2 separate regions of the Homo sapiens genome follow, and region 1 is linked to region 2. A link is an interaction called in ENCODE POLR2A ChIA-PET data of the cell type or tissue named here. Cell type or tissue: MCF 10A. All regions are shown on one strand. Each heading gives the region's core, and the rest is flanking DNA. Links, peaks and the distances in the headings are about the cores only.

The links. Peaks named below come from ENCODE experiments on the same cell type or tissue, not always from the same donor. Only the 100,000 strongest peaks of a DNase experiment are listed, where the experiment ranks them.
Region 1: POLR2A ChIA-PET joins it to region 2 with 5 read pairs; 7 of 35 experiments call an interaction of 5 or more read pairs at or near these places.

The regions. Positions count from the first base shown.
Region 1 is chr10:59,896,326-59,903,247 of GRCh38, reverse strand. The region is part of intron 1 of CCDC6 (coiled-coil domain containing 6); the gene reads left to right. Among named protein-coding and RNA genes, the nearest start is that of CCDC6, 6.8 kb to the left of the region's middle. In MCF 10A, for the core only: no CTCF peak of the experiment used is centred there; no DNase peak of the experiment used is centred there.
Region 2 is chr10:59,962,768-59,967,767 of GRCh38, reverse strand. No RefSeq gene overlaps it. Among named protein-coding and RNA genes, the nearest start is that of LINC01553, 4.4 kb to the right of the region's middle. In MCF 10A, for the core only: no CTCF peak of the experiment used is centred there; a DNase peak (open chromatin) is centred at 2,187.

The sequences.
Region 1 (6,922 bases), core at 1-5,000, 65 kb after region 2:
ACAAATGTATAATGACATGTGTCCACCATTATAGTATTACGCAGAGTTTTTCTGCCCTGGAAGTCTTCCACGCTCTGTTCATCTTTCCCTCCCTGCAAACTCCTGGCAACCACTGATTTTTTTTACTCTCTCCTTAGTTTTGCCTTTTCCAGAATGTCATATAGTTGGAATCATACAGTATGCAGACTTTTCACTTAGTAAATGCATTTAAGTTTCTTCCATGTTCCCCAACTCCTATATCTTGTTTTCTGTTCAGAGTTAAATAGTATTTCATTGTTTGGATGTATCATAATTTATCTCTTCACCTCCTGTAGGGCATCTTGGTTGTTTCCACCTTTTGGCAATTATGAATAAAGCTGCTGGAAATATTCATATGAAGGGTTTTGTCTGGAAAGATATCAGTTCATTTGGGTAAATTCCAAAGAGCATGATTGCTGAATTATATGGTAAGAGTATGTTTAGTTTTATAAGAAATTGCCAAACTGTCTTCCAAAGTGGCTGCATCGTTTTTCATTCCCACCAACAGTGAATAAGAGTTGCTTTGGCGGGGCCGGGCGCGGTGGCTCATGCCTGTAATCCCAGCACTTTGGGGAGGCCAAGGCAGGCGGATCACCTCAGGTCAAGAGTTCGAGACCAGCCTGGCCAACATGGTGAAACCCCATCTCTACTGAAAAAAATACAGAAAAATTAGCTGGGGATGGTGTTGCATGCCTGTAATCCCAGCCTCTTTGGAGGCTGAGGCAGGAGAATGGCGTGAACCCAGGAGGTGGAGGTTGCAGTGAGCCAATGTCGCACCACTGCACTCCAGTCTGGGTGACAGAGCCAGACTTCATCTCAAAAAAAAAAAAAAAAAAAAAAAGAGTTACTGTTGCTCACCAACATTTGCTGTAGTCAGTGTTCTAGATTTTGACCATTCCAATAGGTGTATAGTAATATCTCTGTTATGCCCTTTTTAAAGCCAAGTCCAAAGGCTAATAGAAGCTCTTAACCAATGGTCTCTTCTGGTATGTAAGCGGCTATTCTGGTCAAACTACCCATTTAATGAACGACTAGTTTCATGGGCCTGTGTTCTCAGTATCTGTATAATAGTGGTAAACATCATCTGTGGGAGACAATCAACAGTAAGCAGTCTTTCAGTCGTGTCCACAAGCGCCCAGTGCACCTGTGAGTTATAGCCTGCCCTAGGCCATTTTATTTGGGGCTTAAAAGTGGAATAGAATATTTTGAGTGATTATTCAATTTTCCCCATGAAGTCAGCAGGGGAATCAGGCTACTGATTACAGATCATAATTTCTTTTTTTTGGAGTAGGGGAAATAAACAAATGCATAGTCACCTTTTTGAGTAGCTTTTGTATGTTAGGCCAGATCTGTTGGTTTGTCCTATGAGTGAGAATGTGATTGTGGATTATATGATTCAGTGTAGTGAGGGTTATTGTGGGGTGGTGGTCTTAGAGAAGGTGAGGAAATGCAATTGTGGGCAGTAATTGGATGGCTTCAAAGTTCTCAGCTAGTTGCTGGCATTCTCCGTGTATAAGCAGGGCCTCAGGTGGTTCTCTAGGGTGTGTACCTCTTCCAGGCAGTTTCAGACCTTTGGTATGTGTTTGGTTTGGAAATCAAGGCCTATAATAAATCACTGATATTTAAGTGTCTCTCTGACTGTAAAATTAATCCTTTATTGTAGAAGTTAAGGGAAATACAGAAGTACAAGGTGTTTTGAAGTTATAATAGAAAAATATGTTGGTCTGGCATGATTAGAAAACCTGGCTATTTTAAACATCAACAGTGTAATGGTTTCATTAACCAATAAAATCTGCCATATAGTTGATGTTGTATATTTTGGATTATTTACTCTGGAAGTCTAATATGTTATTTTCAATTTTTAAGACTTTTGTCAGACTCTGAAGCTACAAATCGATATTGCCTTTATAAATGTGACGATGAGAGTGTGATGTCTTTTTTCCCCCCGTTTAGAAAAGTATTTCTTAGATTCTTATGGAAACACACAACTTTAGACACAACTTTGAGGAAAATATGACCTCACAGTTAGGTCTAACTGTACACAAGTCTTCTTAAAGAGGCCATTCTCCTATTTCTTCAGCATTTACGAGTTTTTTCACATTTGTAAGTATCTTCTATGTGTTTCATATACTCTATTTGTACTTAATTTTTAAAAACCGTTTGTTTTTTTTGTGTGTGTGTGACAGCTTTATTACCCAGACTGGAGTGCAGTGGTGCGATCTCAGTTCACTGCAACCTCTGCCCCCCAGGTTCAAGTGATTCTCATGCCTCAGCCTCCCTACTAGCTGGGACTACAGGCATGCGCCACCATGCCCACCTAGTTTTGTATTTTTAGTGGAGGTGGTGTTTACCATGTTGTCCAGGCTGGTCTCAGAACTCCTGGCCTAAAGTGATCCACCCACCTCTGCCTCCCAAAGTGCTAGGATTACAGGTGTGAGCTACCATGCCCAGCCAAAAGCTGAAATTTTAAAGGTCATGACAGTCTTTTACAGTGCTTCCTATTTGCTAGAGATGGGGAATCATTAGAGAATTCACAGTATCTGGTTTGTGGTGACTCTTGTTCAGGACCAGAGAGGCTGGTCTACAGCAAAAATTGAAGGTAGCCATTGCTTGCTTAAACATATTGAATGACTCCCCATTGTCCTTGGATCCAGGTGAACCTTCTGGTGGTTTACCAGGCTCTGCATGATTGGAATGCCCTGCTTGCTTCACAGCCACACCTCTTACATGCGTTTAGCCCAGTGTGCATTCTCTAAGCTCTCACATCACTCCTTTACTACTAGCACCCAGAACTTCAGTAGATTTCCTCTGGCTCCTCAATGGTGCCGCTCGTCCCCTTAAATGTTCTTCTGTATTCCTCCCCTCTTTTCTACCTTGTCAGTTGAAATAGACTGTACTGCCTTCTCCACCTGAACCCCTTCCTGGTATGCCCTGATACTTCCTCTTTGTCAGCCACACACCGGGGTATGCACCTGCTACTGGGGTATGCACCTACTTCCGTGGTTCCATAGACACCACCCCCCCCACCCCACGTCACTGACACTCGACTATCGAGATCTTTCCCGGTTCATGTGTAAATTTCTTTGGGGGCAGAATTTGCCTTGTTCATCACATTCCTCAGTGCTTGGCATGTGAGAAACACCCAGAAATTTGTTGAGCTGGCTCCAGAGGCACGGGTATGTATGTACTTGTTTCTTTCTGTGATGAAGGTGCCAACACTCTCTCTGGGACCTTGTCTTCATAGAGCCACTCCCCTGCCACAACAGCAAACACTTTCTTTACCATAGTTGATGAAACAGACCAGATATGTGAATGGATGCATTGTATACTTTGGGGGACCATTGCAATCAGTGTGCCCTTGCCTTCTAGCTTTGGGTGATGTGGGCTACCTTGCAGCATACACCTGGGTGTTCCTGATAACATTTTATCTGAAAGGGGACAAAGTATTTTCAGGTTCTCCTTTCTAAGTGTTTCTGAGCAGGGCTTGGAGGAAAAAGTAGCCCCATTGGAAGTGTTCAGATTTGCTGCCTTGGTTTTGGTGATGGTGGCAGATCATTCCAGGTGTTTCCTATGACTCTTTAATGTTGAAATGCACCACTGGGAAACAACTCTGGCCCATTGCAGGGGGATGCAGTAATGCAAATAAATACTGGTGACCTGTAGCAGTGATGGGGGAAGCATCTGAAAACAGGGTAGGGGGATTGTTGAATTCTTACGTCTGCTGTGTCTTGCAGAGACACAAGTGTCACCACAGTGTATTTGTGTGTGTGTGTTTTCCTTAAATCATGCCTTGCCGAAATAATTGTGTTTACACTTCAAAATGCTAATCCAAACTACTGAACTGCAGTCAGGCTGAGTAAGGAATAATGGTAATCTTTTCTGTCCTCTCTGCATACTTTTTTTCCTTAGTGGGTAGGTGTTGCTTTTTGTTTTCAATCACATTGTGGTTGTTTTCAGGTATATTGAATTGTCAAAGTTGGCAGAGTAAATGTTCACAGGTTCAATATGTTCCTGCTTGGTGATGGTTGCAATTTTCTTGACAGAGGAACTAATCCTCTGGAAAATATTTTTAATTGTGAGGATCTTGGGGTGGTGTTAACTTGCAGATTCTTCCTACTTCTCCAAGGCTGTCAAATTTTCTTATCTTTTATGGCTGTGAAATGCACAGCTGTGAAGTCTATTCCAACCCTGATACCAGTAAATTGCAAAGGTCACTTTGTGTAGGTTCTCTCTTTAGGGATAAGTATTCTTTTAAAAAAGGCTTAACAATATGATTGATGGTCATTTAGAATTAACCCTCCCCTTTACTTATTGGTTCCTGGATCAGACATATGGAGTGCAATTTAATGATTATAGTTCATTACAATACTCATTTGTTTTTTGCTGGGAGATTTTTCTGGTCTCCCCTCTCTGCCCCCGCCTTTGTTTCTTCAGTAAGGTACAAAATGGCATGTAATAAATAAAATAAATATAGCCTCAAAGAGGCAGGATTCAGCTGTCAAGTGCTTATAATACTGTGTGCTGGATACAAATATCCAAAAGGAATGTTAGGGCTCTCCCGGTAGCATAGCGAGGATTGCACTTGACTTTCATTCAGCCTGGCCCTGGCCTGGTGCTGTAGGGAATACAGAGCAGAGGGAAACAGCCTTTCTCTCCAGCCTTGGGGATTGTGCAGTGCAGAAGGAACCAACACACACATGGATGCAGGAAGGGAAGCTTAGGCCGACTCCTGTAGGGGTTCCCAGGGAGGGGAATTTTACCTTCCAGCTTCCAAAATGAAGTTCATCTATCTCTGTGAATATCTTTAAGGGTAACAAGTTATCACATTCATTCACAGTTTAATTAGCTTGTAGTTTATTATGTAAGGCAGAGATGGGGAGAGCTGTTGCTCAATTTATGCTGAGGTGGCACTGGGAGGCTTTTGGTTTGTTTTTAATTTTTGTTTTTATGTGATGATGATTGAAAAGAAATGTCATTGATATTTTAATTTCATAATCTGCATCTGTCAGTACATGGAAATTATCTAGGTGGTTTTTTTCCCTCTATTCCTGTTTCTTTCATGGAATAATGGTGGATGGACGGAATTTCTCAAGTTTTTAATCCGAAACTATCTGAAAGCAAAGACTTCTTGCAGTAAAATTAGAGGTACTATTTTATAGGAAATTTTGAATTCTAGTTTTTTACAAAAGCAGTGCTGATTGATGGGCTAATCTTCCATGCATCTGTTCCAGATCAATCCAGCCTTGTGGTGCCAGGTGTGTGTCCAAAGTGATCTGGGTAATACCCACCAGGGCATCTCAGGGCACTGAGGATCAAATGAGGCCACTTGGTACTGCAGAGCAGAGTTGGGATGTTCAGCCAGGCATAAGTCATCATTCAAAAAGTTTTCCATAGGAGGAAGGACGAGAGTAAAAGAATGAAAGCAGCAGGGATTATGGGTGACCTAAAGAAAATTCTTAGAAATCTAGTTACCTGTGTTAAACACTTCACCTGTTGCTTCTATAAGTGAACAGTTTGAGTCTTTTGTGCTGTCTGCTTGTTGAGATTGAATTAGAGAGGCTAAAAGGGACAGATCTGAGAGAAAAATAATTATACCTGGAGTTTCATATAGATAACTTTTCAACTCATGAAATTACTTGTATGCAAGCTTGACTTTTTAAAAATTATCCTAATAGGCCAGGTGTGATGGCTCACGCCTGTAATCCCAGCACTTTGGGGAGGCCGAGGCAGGCGGATCACCTGAGGTCGGGAGTTTGAGACCAGCCTGACTAACATGGAGAAACCCCTTCTCTACTAAAAATACAAAAAATTAGCTGGGCATGGTGGTGCATGCCTGTAATCCCAGCTACTCGGGAGGCTGAGGCAGGAGAATCGCTTGAACCCGGGAGGTGGAGGTTGCGGTGAGCCGAGATTGCACCATTTTACTCCAGCCTGGGCAACAGGAGTGAAACTCCATCTCAAAAAAAAAAAAAATTATCCTAATATACCAACTCAAATGATAACTTTTATTCTACTGAGAGATGTTTTTTGTGGGGTGGAGTTCTTCACTAGACCAGAGTTTATCTAAACAAAGACATCCGTTGAGTCAAAACATCGTGTCTTCACTTCATTTAGTAGCCCTACTAATCTTTGAGGAAAAAATTGACTAGGTGATTTTATTGTTTTTATTAACCAAAGAGTACTGTTTTAAGTGTATTCTCCATAAAGTAGAGTTAGACTTCTTCAGGTTCAAATCACTACCTGGTAAGGGTTTATGTCCCTTGGAAAGTATATTAACTGTTTTATGCCATTTTGAGCCTTGCATGCATGGGGTTTATATTGTGAAATACCTTAGGTACCCAGAGAAGAGTACCAGTGACTTTTTTTGCATTTTTTTTTGTGATAAAAACATACACAACATATAATTCACCATTTTAACCATTTGTAAGTGTACAATTCAGTGGCTTTAAGTACATTCACAGTGTTTTGCAACCATCACCATTATCCATATCCAGAACTTTTCATCATCCCAAAAGGAAACTCTGTACCCATTAAACAATAACACCCATTTTTTTTTCCTCCCTGGTAAACCTCTATTCCTAGTGACTTAATTTTTTTTGTTTGTTTGTTTTTGTTCTTGTTTTTGTTTGTTTTTTTTTTTAAAGAAAGACTTACTCTGGTCTACAAAAGCTGCTAGCTGCTTTTTACTGTCCTGGTCTTGAAGTTATAAATTTGGACCTTAAGTGTTGATGTCTTATTTTAACTTAAGTTTGTACTGCCTGTTAGCTGTCCCATATATGGTTCTTTTCTGTCACTCAGCAAATGTGCAGTGCCCTAGCCCTACGCCCAGCTCTGGGCTTGGTGCCAGTAAGCACCCAGATGTGGAGATGCTGGATGAGGGAATAACCCATGGCAAGAGCTTGTC
Region 2 (5,000 bases), core at 1-5,000:
CTTTTCTGCTGTTCACTCTTTTTTTTTTTTTTTTTTTTTTTTTGAGACGGAGTCTCGCTCTGTCGCCCAGGCCGGACTGCGGACTGCAGTGGCGCAATCTCGGCTCACTGCAAGCTCCGCTTCCCGGGTTCACGCCATTCTCCTGCCTCAGCCTCCCGAGTAGCTGGGACTACAGGCGCCCGCCACCGCGCCCGGCTAATTTTTTGTATTTTTAGTAGCTCCTCCTTAAGATATCTTCCCCGTTTGACTCTTTTTATTGAGAATACCTGTGTATATCTGAGAGACATGGGGAGGAGATATACTACTATAGATAACTATGAAGATAGATATGAAGATAGTGTCCAAGTCCAGCTGATAATTGTTGCACTGACAGGACCCACCTGGCCTCTGCAGGGAGTTCATTCAGACATATTCCTGCAGCTAGCTACATGCTGGGTATTAAGGGATCATGTTTCAAAGAATGAGAGCCTGCAGCCATGAAGAGAAGTCAAGAGATACCATCTCAACTTTACTAGGTAGGTTTACCCAAGCATGCAGATGCTGGCCCTCTGCTTCCACCACCTCTCAATTGTTGTGGGGCAATACCGGTCCACATCAGCTGAAAAAGCACCTGGTGAAGCACCCTAACTGACCTGTACAACTGGGATCACTTTGCGGCCTGTTACAGAGCTATGGCAATGCAGTAGGCCTCTCTTCCAGATAGCACTCCTCCTAAGCACCTGCTTCTGATAAACTGTAAAGTTTGTGTTGCTTCCCCACACTTCCTTTTCTATACCTGTCTCTCCTTTGGTATATAAATCTTCATTCTCCCAGAGATATAGGAGCCTAAGTTTCCTTCCCTTGACAAAAATTAACTTTTAAATTGTTTGGCAAACCCATTTACATTAAGGTATAAAAAACTGTGTCTTGATTTAAAGAAATAAATGACAAAGTGTGGTAGTTGAGGCAGGAGTACACATTTAGGAAAGGTCTCAGTGGCAGCCCCTTGCCTCACATTCAGAGTTTTTTATTTAATCTATGTACGGTCAGCACTGCTAGGTGAGAGTGATAATTATGCAGTTGCCAATGATATAAACATTTACTATTCATTTTTAGGCTTATATGTACAATGGACAATCAGAGAGACCCTCGGTCAGTTTGTAGTCAATAGAAAGACCAAAAATTAATTTTGTTTCAGTGCGATACAAATTTAATTAAGAAGATTTTTTAAAATATGTCATTCCTAAGTAAAGCAGCCACCCCAGTTGTGCCTGGCCCACAGTTGCCAGAGGATCTGATGCTTGTGTCTGGGGCCATGTGGGTGGATGTTAAACAGCCCATATGGTATGATGTTCATTTCCTGTATTCCAAGCAAACAGCAGGTGGACTGCCTTCCTACTGCCTTTTAACAGGCAAATCAGCTAGAAAATCTAGAATGTGGTGGGCAATGCAAGATCACAGGAAAAGTCGAAGGGCACTGAGAAAGAAATAAGCATGTCCTACATGCTGATGATAATGATAATATTATAATGGGGCAATATTAGAGAGTATTAAATATATTTGTATTTATAATTAACTCTAGTTCTTAAGTGACCCGTAGTTCTCATATCAAGAGTCATGCAGTTTCTTATCATGTAGGGATTCAACCTTTCTGTCATCAAAGTTGAGCAGTGGAGCTTAATGGTGTAAGGGAAGTTCCTGCAAACAAGAAGATAAAGGAGAAGGCCTATCCCAATCAGCACCTAAAAAGCATGGACAAGAGAGTAAGGAAACGTAAAGGAAGCAGGCTATCTGACATGTGAACTGAATTTGGCCGGAATGGCAGAGGGTTGTTACTTAGGTTGAATAAAAAGCCAAAACAGAGGGAGTTTTGATCTACTCCCACTTTGAAACACTGGAATGAGACCTCCATGCAAGGCACTCTGCCAGCCTCTGGCAGAGGGTTAGAGTGGATGGGTTGAAGAGAAATAGGACAGGCAGGTAGTGCTCTTTGTTCCCTATGGTCTGTACATGGTATGCAGTGAATCTAGAAAGTTCCTGTGTGTGCCAGTGAGGAAATAGGGAGAGTCTGGGAAGACTGTTGGAATTGCAGAGGCCTAGAGTTGGGAAAAGAAGGCCTGCAAGCTCAGGACCTTCAGTGACTGGAGGCAATGTCAAGTCAGGCATGTCAAGGCAGCAACGGATACCATTGTTTACCAAAAGACCCAAAGGAACCAGTTTTCCTGCAATAGATGCCAGTGCAGTGACTAATCATCCATTCCATGGCCAGACAGATTAAGAAAGATAACAGGTAAATTTCCTCTGTCACCAGGAAACCTCATAAGCTTTTACCCTATACAAAGAAATCTTTAAAAGAAAATTACATAGTGTGGGGGCAACAGTCTCATTATAAAGATGGACTTTAGACTGATTAAATATTTCCTTGAAAGGATTTTAAAACCAAAATGTAACATGGTTTCTTCCACCACCATGAGCCACACCCTGCTATCCAGCAAAGGGTTAGGAGAAAAATCTATTAAAAGAAGTAGGCCAGGTGCAGTGGCTCATGCCTGTAATCCCAGCACTTTGGGAGGCTGAGGCAGGTGGATAATTTGAGGTCAGGAGTTCAAGACCAGCCTGACCAACATGGTGAAACCCCATCTCTACTAAAAATACAAAAATTAGCCAGGTGTGGGGGCACATGCCTATAATCCCAGCAACTTGGGAGGCTGAGGCGGAAGAATTGCTTGAACCTGGGAGACAGAGGTTGCAGTGAGTCAAGATCGCGCCATTGTACTACAGCCTGGGCAACAGAACAAGACCGTTTGAAAAAAAAAAGAAAAAAAAAAAGGAAGAAGCTATATTTTCTTTGCACATTTCAATAGAATGTGTAAATTTGCTACCCTGTTATCAAATGAACATTTATTGAATGTCAACAACATGCCAGGTATTGTACAAAATGTTAAATAAAACCTAATTTTATTTACTCCTGACTGTGGAGTAGGTACTATTCTTACTATTCTTATCCTCCTTTTACAGTTGAAGAACTTGAAGCACAGTATGATGAGGTAACTTTCTCTAAATCAATGATGGGATGAGGATTTGATCTCAAGTACTCTGATGCAGAACCTGTACTCTTACATACATTCTCAAAAGCCTTCTTATTGTGTGTTATATAATTAAGAGTTTCCTACATACGCCTCTCTTATTTGACTAAGAAGAATTTTGAAATAATACTGTTTGATGATAAAAGGAGACTACCTAACAATATGGGAAGCATGAAATTATTTATACAAATTGTGTATTTTTATACACAGAGAGTTATCTGAAGTGACATTCGCCAAGAGATTGAGAATTGTTGACCCTGAGGAGTAGGATTTAGAATGACTTTTAAATTTTTCTTTATTCTTTTTTGTTTAACTACAATTTATTTACTTATTTTTGAGATGGAGTCTCACTCTGTCGCCCAGGCTGGAGTGCAGTGGCGTGATCTTGGCTCACTGCAACCTCCACTTCCCGGGTTCAAGTGATTCTCCTGTCTCAGCCTCCTGAGTAGCTGGGACTACAGGCGTGCGCCACCACACCTGGCTAATTTTTTTGTATTTTCAGTAGAGATGGGGTTTCACTGTATTGGCCAGGATGGTCTCGATCTCCTGACCTCATAATCCACCCGCCTTGGCCTCCCAAAATGCTGGGATTACAGGCATAAGCCACTGTGCCCAGCCTTTAACTACAATTTTTATATAATTACAGATTCACTTTATAAGCACAATAATACAATGAGGCTTGTATTAGAAAAGAACTGGCTTCACTAAAATAATAAATCAGAAAATCTGCTGCTTAACACGTGCAATTTTATTTCTTTTCTGCTGCAGGTCAGGCAGCTTCCTTTCCAATAGGAACTTGGCAATCCAGTCTACTTCTATCTTATAATTCCACCATTTTAACCAGCGGTTTCTAGGGACACAGAGGCAGAGGATGAAAGAGAATGAAGAATTTACACCTGCTGTTAAATGCCTTCATTGGCCCAGAACAAGTTACATGGCCACAATTAAATTCTAAAGGATGGGAAGTGTGGTTTCCATGTGCCCCAGAAGGCAAAAACTGGATATAGATAAACACGAGTAATCTCTACCACAATGTGATTTCCATTTTGAAGACCATTAAAATAGAGGATGGCCTCTAGAGTCAGGCTGCCTGGGTTCATCTCCCAGCTTAGACACTTATTGACTAAGTGACTTTCAACAAGTCATTGTGCCTCAGTTTCCTCACTTGTCCAATGAGAATAATAGGGTTGCTATTCAGATTAAGTGAGATTGTATGTTGACAAGTACAATAGATTGTGCACAAAGATGGCTATGATAGATCCTCCTGTTCCTATACACCTATCCATTTGCAATGTGACTTTTCTACTCCTCCCATCAAAAGGTGATGTTTTATTCCCCCATGGATCTAGGTTATACCTAGATCCTGTGATTTGCTTTGACCAACAGAATATGGTAGAAATGATATGTATTCCAGGCCTAGAATACAAGCAGCTTGCAGCTTCTCTCACCTCTTGGAATTCTGCTCTGAAACTCCCATGTGAAGAAGCCTGATCTAACCTACAGAAGGATGAAAGATCACATGGAAGAGAGACAAACTCCCCGTTGAAGCCCCCTCGGCTAACCAGTTGTAGCCATTTCCAATCACCACACATACAAGAGAAGACTAGTTAGGCCATCAGAGCTGGCAGATAATTTGCAGTCACATCCATGATCCCAGGCAAGAAAAGCAGAAATACCATGCAGCGGAGTCCAGCCCAAATTGCTGATTCACAGAATTGTGAGCAAATACAATGGTTGTTGTTTTAAGCCACTAAATTTAGCACGGTGTCTGGCTTAACACAATGCCTGGCACACAGTAAGTACTTACTAAATGTCAAATGTAATGGCGTTATCATTATTATCTTCATTTAATTTAAAGCTCATAAGATTTCTATAAGGCAGACAGAGCAGGAATTTCTAATCTCATTTCATAGGTGGGGAAATAAAAGGCCAGAG